Linked DNA regions of Homo sapiens: region 1 is linked to region 2. The links are chromatin loops, found by intact Hi-C in ENCODE. Cell type or tissue: Panc1. All regions are shown on one strand. Each heading gives the region's core, and the rest is flanking DNA. Links, peaks and the distances in the headings are about the cores only. Region 1 overlaps CFAP251 (cilia and flagella associated protein 251). Region 2 overlaps CFAP251 (cilia and flagella associated protein 251).

Region 1 (5,366 bases), core at 102-5,101, 67 kb before region 2:
CAACCATCCGATTTCTCAATCTTTTCCCCACCTTTCCCGCCTTTCTATTCCACAAAGCCGCCATTGTCATCCTGGCCCGTTCTCAATGAGCTGTTGGGCACACGTCCCAGACGGGGTGGTGGCCGGGCAGAGGGGCTCCTCACTTCCCAGTAGGGGCGGCCGGGCAGAGGCGCCCCTCACCTCCCGGACGGGGCGGCTGGCCGGGCAGGGGGGCTGACCCCCCCCACCTCCCTCCCGGACGGGGCGGCTGGCCGAGCGGGGGGGCTGACCCCCCCACCTCCCTCCCGGACGGGGCGGCTGGCCGGGCAGAGGGGCTCCTCACTTCCCAGTAGGGGCGGCCGGGCAGAGGCGCCCCTCACCTCCCGGACGGGGCGGCTGGCCGGGCGGGGGGGCTGACCCCCCCCACCTCCCTCCCGGACGGGGCGGCTGGCCGGGCAGAGGGGCTCCTCACTTCCCAGTAGGGGCCGCCGGGCAGAGGCGCCCCTCACCTCCCGGATGGGGCGGCTGGCCAGGCGGGGGGGCTGACCCCCCCCCCACCTCCCTCCCGGACGGGGCGGCTGGCCGGGCGGGGGGCTGACCCCCCCACCTCCCTCCCGGACGGGGTGCTGGCCGGGCAGAGGGGCTCCTCACTTCCCAGTAGGGGCGGCCGGGCAGAGGCGCCCCTCACCTCCCGGACGGGGCGGCTGGCCGGGCGGGGGGGCTGACCCCCCCCACCTCCCTCCCGGACGGGGCGGCTGGCCGGGCGGGGGGCTGACCCCCCCACCTCCCTCCCGGACGGGGTGCTGGCCGGGCAGAGGGGCTCCTCACTTCTCAGACGGGGTGGTTGCCAGGCAGAGGGTCTCCTCACTTCTCAGACGGGGCGGCCGGGCAGAGACGCTCCTCACCTCCCAGACGGGGTCTCGGCCGGGCAGAGGCACTCCTCACATCCCAGATGGGGCGGCGGGGCAGAGGCGCTCCCCACATCTCAGACGATGGGCGGCCGGGCAGAGACGCTCCTCACTTCCTAGATGTGATGGCGGCTGGGAAGAGGCGCTCCTCACTTCCTAGATGGGATGGCGGCCGGGTGGAGACGCTCCTCACTTTCCAGACTGGGCAGCCAGGCAGAGGGGCTCCTCACATCCCCGACGATGGGCGGCCAGGCAGAGACACTCCTCACTTCCCAGACGGGGTGGCGGCCGGGCAGAGGCTGCAATCTCGGCACTTTGGGAGGCCAAGGCAGGCGGCTGGGAGGTGTAGGTTGTAGTGAGCCGAGATCACGCCACTGCACTCCAGCCTGGGCACCATTGAGCACTGAGTGAACGAGACTCCGTCTGCAATCCCGGCACCTCGGGAGGCCGAGGTTGGCGGATCACTCGCGGTTAGGGGCTGGAGACCGGCCCGGCCAACACAGCGAAACCCGGTCTCCACCAAAACCAGTCAGGCGTGGCGGCGCGTGCCTGCAATCGCAGGCACTCGGCAGGCTGAGGCAGGAGAATCAGGCAGGGAGGTTGCAGTGAGCCGAGATGGCAGCAGTACAGTCCAGCTTCGGCTCCGCATGAGAGGGAGACCGTGGGGAGAGGGAGAGGGAGAGGGAGACGGAGAGGGAGAGGGAGTGGGAGAGGGAGAGGGAGAGCTCTTGTGATTATATTTTTCTATGCACTTGCTAATTACAATACATGTAATCATAACATAAGATAAATTATAATTTGGCTGGGTGGGGTGGCTTACGCCTGTAATCCCAGCACTTTAGGAGGCTGGAGTGGGTAGATCGTTTTAGGAGCTTGAGACAGCCTGGGCTGTGAAATCCTGTCTCTACAAAAAAGACAACAAATTAGCTTGGCGTGGTGGCGCATGTGCCTGTAGTCCCAGCTACTTGGGAGGCTGAGATGGGAGGATCACCTGAGCCCGGGAGGTGGAGGCTGCACTGAGCCGTGATTGTGCCACTGCACTCCAGCCTGGGCAACAGGAGTGAGGAGTAAGACCCTGTCTGAAAAAGAAAAAAAAAAGAAATAATATATATAAATATATATAAATTACCAATGTAATATATGATTTAACTCAGTTCAGAACAGGAGACTAAGACGACAAAAGGAATTCATAAGGGCCTGAGTTACTCATACCCAGAGAGTTCCAAAGAGCTCAGCAAACATTCACAGCACAAACCACTCAGCATGTGATTCACCTCTTACTCTCTCTTCCCGTATGACTGATCAAGAATCACTACTCAACAAGCACGGAGTTGGCAGCTTCGGCATCACTGACATTTCCTTCCTGAGCCGACTTCGCAAGTGTTCGTTGAAAAGGCAGGTTCTGCTACTTGTCTGAACAAAGTTCATGCTTGGGAGAGGAACCTCGGAGCTGGAAATAGAACGCAGAGCTTGTTCTGAACGCCCCCGTGTGAAGATGGCTTGAGAGAAGCAGGAGTCCTAGCTGAGCGGCCCAGACGCACTGGTGGTTGTCAGTCAGCCTGGCCTTTGATTGGCATTCTCACGCCTGCTAAGGCGGGGCTTTATTCCATTCACCTGGAGAGCTTAAACAGTTCTGAGGCCCAGATCCTATTCCCTGAGAACCTGATTTTTTTTTTTAGATGATAGTCTCACTCTGTCGCCCAGGCAGGAGTCCAGTGGCGTGATCTCGGATCACAGCAACCTCCACCTCCTGAGTCCAACCAATTCTCCTGCCTCAGCCTCCCAAGTAGCTGGGACTACAGGCGCGCGCCACCACAGCTGGCTAATTTTTGTATTTTTAGTAGCAACAGGGTTCCTACTGTTGGCCAGGCTGGTCTCAAACTCTTGACTTCAAGTGATCTGCCTGCCTCGGCCTCCCAAATTGCTGGGATTACAGGAATGAGCCACCACAACCAGCTGAGATCCTGATTTAATTGGTCTGGGGACCAAATTTTTGGAAGCTTCTCATTCGAATGATTTGAATGCGTAGCCAAGCTTGAGAAACATGGCTGGAAGGCAAAGGCTCGCTGACATGTCAGGCTTCACAATGACCGGGAGGTCTTGTTCAAACAGACTGCTGGTCCCACCTGGGGGGTTTCTGAGTCTGGGATAGGGTCTGACCATTTGCATTTCTTGTAAGTCCCTAGGTCACGTGAAGTCAATCCTGTTGGTCTGGGGACCACACTTTGAATACTGCTGCTCTTAGACCACAGGGGTTCACGGAGGTGATACTGGTGCCAAAATGAATCAGCCCCAAGCTTGTGACTTTCAGTAGAGAGTAATAATGGGTGGCAGCTGCGGTGCACGCTCTAATTCTTTGGGCTCACATCTGTTTTCCCCATTAAGCTGTAGCCAGAGCTTTCATCTCTATTTCCCCGGCAGCTTAGTTCAGAGCCTGGCACATTATAGAGGCTCAGAGAAATGTTTACTGAATGGATAGATAGATGGATGAATGGATGAATGAATGAATGATGAAGTAAATAATGTGGACACAAGTGAGGCCACAAAAAGAATTCTCTTGAAACTCACAAGAAGCTTAGAATAATCATTTAGTGCCCTAGTTAATTTTACTCGATTTACTAGTAGTTACTGAGCATTTGGTTTAGTGCAAAGCCAATGAAATACAAGTCTCTCAATTATTACTAGAACAGTTCTGCATTCTGGTTTTCAATCTTAGTCACTGGGGTCAGCAAATATTTATTCAGTGTCTATTAAGGTCTGGGCCATGTGAAGAGATGCTCAAGAGACGATATACACAAGGAAAGCGAACTAACAGGCTCCATCGCCAAGGTCCTCAGCCCTGGCTGCCTGGGGCTTTAAAAACTGTCCATGCTTAGACTCCACCCCTAGGTTCTGTTGCACAAGGCTGGGGCCCAGGTGTAAAAATCAGGTGTAAAAATACTGATGTATTTTTTTAAGTGCCCTCAACTGATTTTAAAAGGTTGGCTACCGTGGCTCTAGAAGATTCAGTGCCAAGATGCAGGAGAACATCATCAAAGGTTGGAGGAGCTCTCAGCCAGGTGGGCTTCGGGAAGGCTTCCTGGAAGAGGTGGGCCTACTGCAGAGCCATGAAGGGTTTGGCCAGTAGGAGGTCAGAGGAAGACACTGTATGCTGGGAAACAAGCATGAGGAGGAGGGTGCAGAGGAGGTGCCCACCCCGAGCCCATGCACCCAATTCTAGACCACACTCTGGGTACCTGAACCCGAGGCTTCTCTCCCCTACATAACCTAAGCCCACTTCCGGGGCCCATGGGGATCTCACCCTCCTGAGGCCAACCTGTGCCCCTGGTGTTGCCCACCCATAGGCCTGAAGGGTGCCCCGGGGCTGCTGTTTGGAGAGTATAGAGAAGGGTCCACCTCCTGAATGCCATGCACACAGTGGCCAGGGATGGGGTCAGAGCTGGGAGGACACATGGGGCAGGCCCAGCTTGGCTTGGCCCTGCATGCTGCCCATTCGGGTGTGAACTTTGAATCAGCTCATGTTGAAGGTTGAACTGTCAAGGGGGAATATTTATTTATCAGCTTGTTGCTTGATTGGTAACTTTTAAACATTTAGACATACAGCATCTGGGCCTCTGTTGCCCCGACTGCTCCAGGCCCCAAGACATGAGGGTGGCCTCTTGGTGGTGGGCTGGAGTCCCCTCACCCGAGAGCATCTTATTTCTGCCTCTGTCATTGATGACGCAGGCCTTTGGGTCTGTGATCCCTGCTGTCAGCCTCAGGAAGCCATTGATGTCCTTAGAATTATGTTCTATAATTAAGTTTTACAACCTCCCTATTAAATGGAGAGGAACACGATATATTTGAACTGGGGCCATTCCTTGTTTTTATAAGCAGGCTCCTGGTGGGGGCAGGTTTGCTTTTCTAATGGTTTCATGGACCAGTAGGACTGGGAGCACTCACCCTCTTCCCCACGCCCTCTTCCCAACGCACAATACCCTCTAGAACATTCTCAACTAATGGGGCACAGTGTCTTGTTCCCACTCATCATCTTCACTCATACCCTCCCCTGGTCACCCCCTGCATCTCCTCGCTGACCCGGGGCAGGGAGTAGTGGGCTGAGGAGGGGGCGTAAGGGCTGGGCAGCGTCACTGCATGGCCACATCTGGAGACCCCTGTGAGCGCCCCCTCTGCGATTCATGCAACACTGTGACCCCAACTGCTCCATACCTCCCTCCAGGAACTAGATCTGGATGGCGACTGCCTCTTTTTCCAGGAGTGGGGCATGCATGCACAGTTCTGCCCTCTGGACGCAGTCTCAGGTGACAGCAGCCAAGGCCTGGCCTGGTGCTCTTGCCCACTGTCTTCTACTCCATGTGAACAACACCCATTCACAGGGCCCTTTAGAGTGACTGTCACCCTGCCCTGCATCAGAGCCCAGGTCTCAAACACCTCCAGGGACTCTTCCCTTCCCAGTGAATGTTTTCAAAGGTCTGAAAG
Region 2 (5,366 bases), core at 295-5,294:
CTTAGCACTAAGGAGAGGACCCCAAAGGAAAAGGAGGATGCTGTGGACACAGGAGAGATGGAGGAGCACGTTCACTGTAGGACCTTGTGTGACAGCAAGAAATTAGAAGCAACCTAAATGGCCACAGAAAGGGGAACAGTTACATTTAAAAAGAGGAAGTGGGCTGGGCACGGTGGCTCATGCCTGAAATTCCAACACTTTGGGAGGCTGAGGTGGGTGGATCACCTGAGGTCAGGAGCTCGAGACCAGCCTGGCCTACATGGCGAAACCCTGTGTCTACAAAAATACAAAAGTTAGCTGGGTATGGTGGTGCGTGCCTATAATCCCAGCTACATGAGAGGCTGAGGCAGGAGAATCACTTGAACCCAGGGAGGCAGAGGTTGCAGAGAGCCAAGATAGCACCACTGCACTCCAGCCTGGGTGAGAGTGAGACTCCATCTCAAAAAAAGAAAAACAAAAAGAGGAAGTAGAGATACATGCACTGATACAAGAAACCTTCCAAGACATATTAAGTGGAAAAACATTTTGTAGAAATGCAGGATTATCTCACCGGTAAAAAAAAAAAAAAACCTAAACAACACAAAAACTAAATGTGAGCCATGTGCACAGGCATGGGCACACAGATAACATGTTGTACATGCACAGAACAAGGTCAGGAGAGGAGCAGTCACAGCCAACTGTGGCAGGAATTACATAGGGAAATGAGATTGGGTGGGGGTGTGTGTAGGAAGAAGAATCTTTGCCTTCAAACATGTATAAGTTGTCTGAATTTTTTACAAATAATCCTGAATAGTTTTTGTTTGTTTGTTTGTTTGAAACAGAGTCTCACTCTATTACCCAGGCTGAAGTGCAATGGCGCAATCTTGGCTCACTGCAACTTCTGCCTTCCTGGGTTCAAGCGATTCTCCTGGCTCAGTCTCCTAAGTAGCTGGGATTACAGGCATGCACCACCACGCCCGGCTGATTTTGTATTTTTAGTGGAGAGGGGTTTCACCATGTTGATCAGGCTGGTCTTGAACTCCTGACCTCAGGTGATCCACCCACCTTGGGCTCCCAAAGTGCTGGGATTACAGGTGTGAGCCACCGCGCCCGGCCAACACTGAATAGTTTTAACAAAAAGAAAAAATTGAGGCCGGGTACGGTAGCTCACACCTATAATCTCAACACTTTGGGAGGCCGAGGCGGGAGGATTGCTTGAGCTTAGGAGTTCAAGGCCAGCCTGAGAGACATAGTGAGACCCCATCTCTAAAAAAGATTTTTAAAATTAGCTGGGTGTGGTGATACACACCTGTAGTCCCAGATACTGGGGAGGCTGAGGTGGGAAGATCCATTGAACCCAGGAGACGGAGGTTGCAGTGAACCATGATCGCACCACTGCACTCCAGTCTGGGTGATAGAGTGAGAGCCTGTCTCAAAATAAACAAAAAGAAAAAAATAATAAAGGAGAAAGAGAGAAAGAAAAAGAAAGTGAAGGAAAAAGAAAGAAGAAAGAAGATACATGCAATAAGCTAAAGAAATGTCAGGAGGCTGAAGTGGGAGGATTGAGTTCTAGTCCAGCCTGGGCAACACAGCAGGGCTCTGTCTCTTAAAAAAGGCCGGGCATGGTGGCTCACGCCTGTAATCCCAGCACTCTGGGAGGCCTAGGCGGGCAGATTGCATGGTCAGGAGATCAAGACCATCCGGGCTAACACGGTGAAACTCCGTCTCTACTAAAAAAAAAAAAAAAAAAAAAAAAATTACAAAAAATTAGCTGGGCGTGGTGGTGCATGCCTGTAGTCCCAGCTACTCGGGAGGCTGAGGCAGGAGAATCACTTGAACCCAGGAGGTGGAGGTTGCAGTGATCCAAGATCACGCCACTGCACTCCAGCCTAGGTGACAGAGCAAGACTCCACCTCAAAAAATAAATAAATAAATAAAAGCTAAAGTAATTTGTAAAGGAAGACAGTCTAGAAAATTTTTGGTTCTGCCGTTTTGGTTCCGCAGTGAGACCAAGGCTAAGCGAGACCCAAAACTTGGGGGAGTGGCTCTTGCCAAGTCCAGATAGCTGTGCCCCTGACACAAAGAATACACCTTCTTAGAGACATTGCCTGATTTATGTTTGCTGGCTAAACAAGACAAGAGTCTTTGTGAGCCCTAAAGCTCAATTATTCTTTCTCTCGGAGTGAACAGTTGCAAGCTGTGGGAGAGAGGCTGTCACACGGGGCTCAAATGAAGCCCATATGCAGAAAGGAGGTTTCCAGTTGCCTGCATTTCCCTCCAGACGTCTTGCCACCGTCATCGTCATGACACACAGTTGCGGACACTTACTGAGTACTCACTATGTCTTAGGAACTACATTAAGTATTTGATATCCATTCAATCGCTTCCACATCTTCCAAAGGCATGAATCTACAGGAAGGATGAATCCTAGGAAACAATTTTCAGAAAGTAGCAGATGGAGGAAGAAGGAAAAAACTCCTCCTTTTCCTTCTCCTGGTAAATGATAATATTTTTACTCCTCGCAGATGGTGCCTCCCTGGAATATTTTCAGCAGTGGCAAAGGCAGATTCCTCTGGACTGCCTGGGGCTTTTCACTGCGGCTTTCACTCCTCCATTACCTTCCACTCTGGGACCCTCTTGGAATGGATGGTTTTGGGGTCATGTAAAGATAAAGGCAGAAGAGGTGAGGCAAGAAGGGGAAGGGGTGGAATTGGCAGCATGAAGGAGGAGTTTTACAATGTGAGAGAAAAAAGGAGAGGAGACAGGAGGGAAGAGAGAAAAGGGAAAGGAGAGGGGAGGGGAAGAAGAGGGAAGGGAAGAAGAGGGAGAGGAAGCGGGAAGGAAAGGGGGAGGAGGAAGCTGGGGAAAGGGGCGGAATGGAGTTTGGATCTCCCACGTGAAATAGCACCCTATGCAACAGACAAACTATGTCTGGAATTTCCTGCCTGCTGAGCAACACCATTGAACGCAGATGCCGCTCTCAAGTTCATGTTCAGTCACACGTGTTCCAGTCGGAGCTCTTAACCGAACTTTAAAAGACACAAGTCTAGGCCGGGCGTGGTGGCTCACGCCTGTAATCCCAGCACTTTGGGAGGCCGAGGTGGGCGGATCACGAGGTCCAGAGATCGAGATCACCCTGGCCAACATGGTGAAATCCCATCTCTACTAAAAATACAAAAAAAGCCAGGCATGGTGGCAGGCGCCTGTAATCCCAGCTACTTGGGAGGCTGAGGCAGGAGAATCGCTTGAACCCGGGAGGCGGAGGTTGCAGTGAGCCAAGATCGTGCCATTGCACTCCAGCCTGGGCAAAAAGAGTGAAACTGTGTCTCCAAAAAAAAAAAAAAAAAAAAAAGACACAAGTCTAGGCCGGGCGTGGTGGCTCACGCCTGTAATCCCAGCACTTTGGGAGACCGAAGCAGGTGGATGATCTGAGGTCAGGAGTTCAAGACCAACCTGGCCAACATGGCGTGGCGAGACGCCATCTCTACTAAAAATACAAAAATTAGCCAGGCGTGGTGGCTCATGCCTGTAATCCTAGCTACTCGGGAGACTGAGGCACAAGAATTGCTTGAACCTGGGAGGTGGAGGCTGCAGTGAGCCAAGATCGTGCCACTGCACTCCAGCCTGGGCGACAAAGCAAGACTGTCTTAAAAAAAAAAACACAAGTCTATTATTAGTTTAAAAAGTATCCTTCTGGTGGTATTCTTTTTCCCCCAACATGCATAAAATTCCCCTATTGCGCAACACTCTCAAAAGCACTGGGGGAGATTTAAAAGCATTACACTTACCAAGGGATACACCGGGGTGCTTTTATCCTTTTGAAACAGAATGTCCTCTGTGGTGCTGGACACCAGTGACTCCCGGGAGATCCCTGCTTTGGACTGGATGTCGGATACTCTCCTTTCTTGTCCCTCCTCTCTGTTTTCTGGCTCCAAGTCCCTTCTTTCTTGTCCCAGTTCATCTTGGGGCATCCGGTCGGTTTTCTCCTCAAGCTCTCCTGAGGGCTGCCTTTCAGGGGAACTAATCTGTTGTTCCTCAGGACTGATTTGATCCAAATCAAGAAATTCAATTTGTGTGCTCAGGTCTCTTAAAAGCTCATCTGTTTCTGCATCCTCCAATTGTAAGGAAAGCTTTGACTTGCTACCTCTTTGGGTTTTCTTTAAAAAGAAATAAAATATCATGATTCCATATGTGCTGCTACTCACCATTTATTCACCTTTTCTATTCCCAGTCAGCCAGTCTTAGTGTTAGCCTCACCTAGGAATTATGAAATGTTTTTTAAAAGAGGCTGGAACATTTTGTACTTAAAAAACAAAACAAGATGGGGTATAATGGCTCACCCCTGTAATCCCAACACTTTGGGAGGCCAAGAGGGGAGGATCACTTGAGCCCAGGAGTTCAAGACCAGCCTGGGCAACACAGTGCCACCTTATGTCTACCAAAAATGAACAAAATTAGCTGGGCGTGGTGGTACATGCCTGTAGCCCCAGCTACTCAGGAGGCTGAGGTGAGAGGATTGCTTGAGCCTGGGAGGTTGAGGCTGCTTGTGAAAGATCATGTCACTGTACTCCAGCCTAGGTGACAAAGTGAGACCCCAGAAAGGAAGGAGGGATGAGAGGAGAGAAGAAGGGACAGGAAGGGGAGGAGAGGGGAGGGGAGGGGGAAAAGGAAAAGATAAGAAAAGAGCCAGGCACGGTGGTTCACGCCTGTAATCCCAGCACTTTGGGAGGCCGAGGCGGGCAGATCACGAGGTCAGGAGATCGAGACCATCCTGGCTAACATGGTGAAACCCCATCTCTACTAAAAATACAAAAACAAAAAATTAGCTGGGCGTGGTGGCGGGCGCCTGTAGTCCCAGCTACTCGGGAGGCTGAGGCAGGAGAATAGCATGAACCCAGGAGGCGGAGCTTGCAGTGAGCCAAGATTGCACCACTGTACTCCAGCCTGGGCGACAGAGCGAGACTCCGTCTCAAAAAAGAAAAAAGAAAAGAAAAGAGAAAAGAAAAGAACAGGACAAACGTGGGTGTGTTCAAGTTTATTCTTGGCCTACCAGCAGACCCACAATGGCAAAATCATTCTTCTAAGTGGCACTCGTGGTCTCCAAAAGGCTGACTAGCTACAGACAGTGACCTATTCTTAGGCCACAGCTAAGTTCTCCTACTGGGAGCAGTCTGTGGGAAGCCTACACTCCTATTATCATACCGACTCCATTCTAAGGCGAGCACCTCAGCTGTGGCACACACCTCCTCCAGGAAGCTTTCCCTGGCCATCCTCCAAACTGAGTTAAGAGGCCCTGTTTCATCTCCTGTGCATCTTTCACTCACTGCACTCATAGGTCTGCCTCCCTACACACCTTAGAGCTCCTTAAAAGAATGGATTGTGGCCAG

What was found. Peaks named below come from ENCODE experiments on the same cell type or tissue, not always from the same donor. Only the 100,000 strongest peaks of a DNase experiment are listed, where the experiment ranks them.
Region 1: a loop joins it to region 2, with 2.2 times the contacts of the local background. A loop is called at or near these places in 6 of 110 quality-filtered maps.

What each region holds. Positions count from the first base shown.
Region 1 is chr12:121,989,191-121,994,556 of GRCh38, reverse strand. The region is part of intron 19 of CFAP251 (cilia and flagella associated protein 251); the gene reads right to left. Among named protein-coding and RNA genes, the nearest start is that of BCL7A, 30 kb to the left of the region's middle. RefSeq lists enhancers at 2,291-2,390, 3,473-3,522. In Panc1, for the core only: no CTCF peak of the experiment used is centred there; a DNase peak (open chromatin) is centred at 2,166; H3K4me3 peaks cover 204 bases; H3K27ac peaks cover 496 bases.
Region 2 is chr12:121,922,392-121,927,757 of GRCh38, reverse strand. It overlaps CFAP251 (cilia and flagella associated protein 251), which reads right to left. Exons shown (of 22, transcript NM_144668.6): 3 at 3,768-4,136. Among named protein-coding and RNA genes, the nearest start is that of CFAP251, 6.5 kb to the right of the region's middle. RefSeq lists a silencer at 259-378 and enhancers at 2,741-3,035, 2,598-3,276. In Panc1, for the core only: no CTCF peak of the experiment used is centred there; a DNase peak (open chromatin) is centred at 2,927; H3K27ac peaks cover 1,029 bases.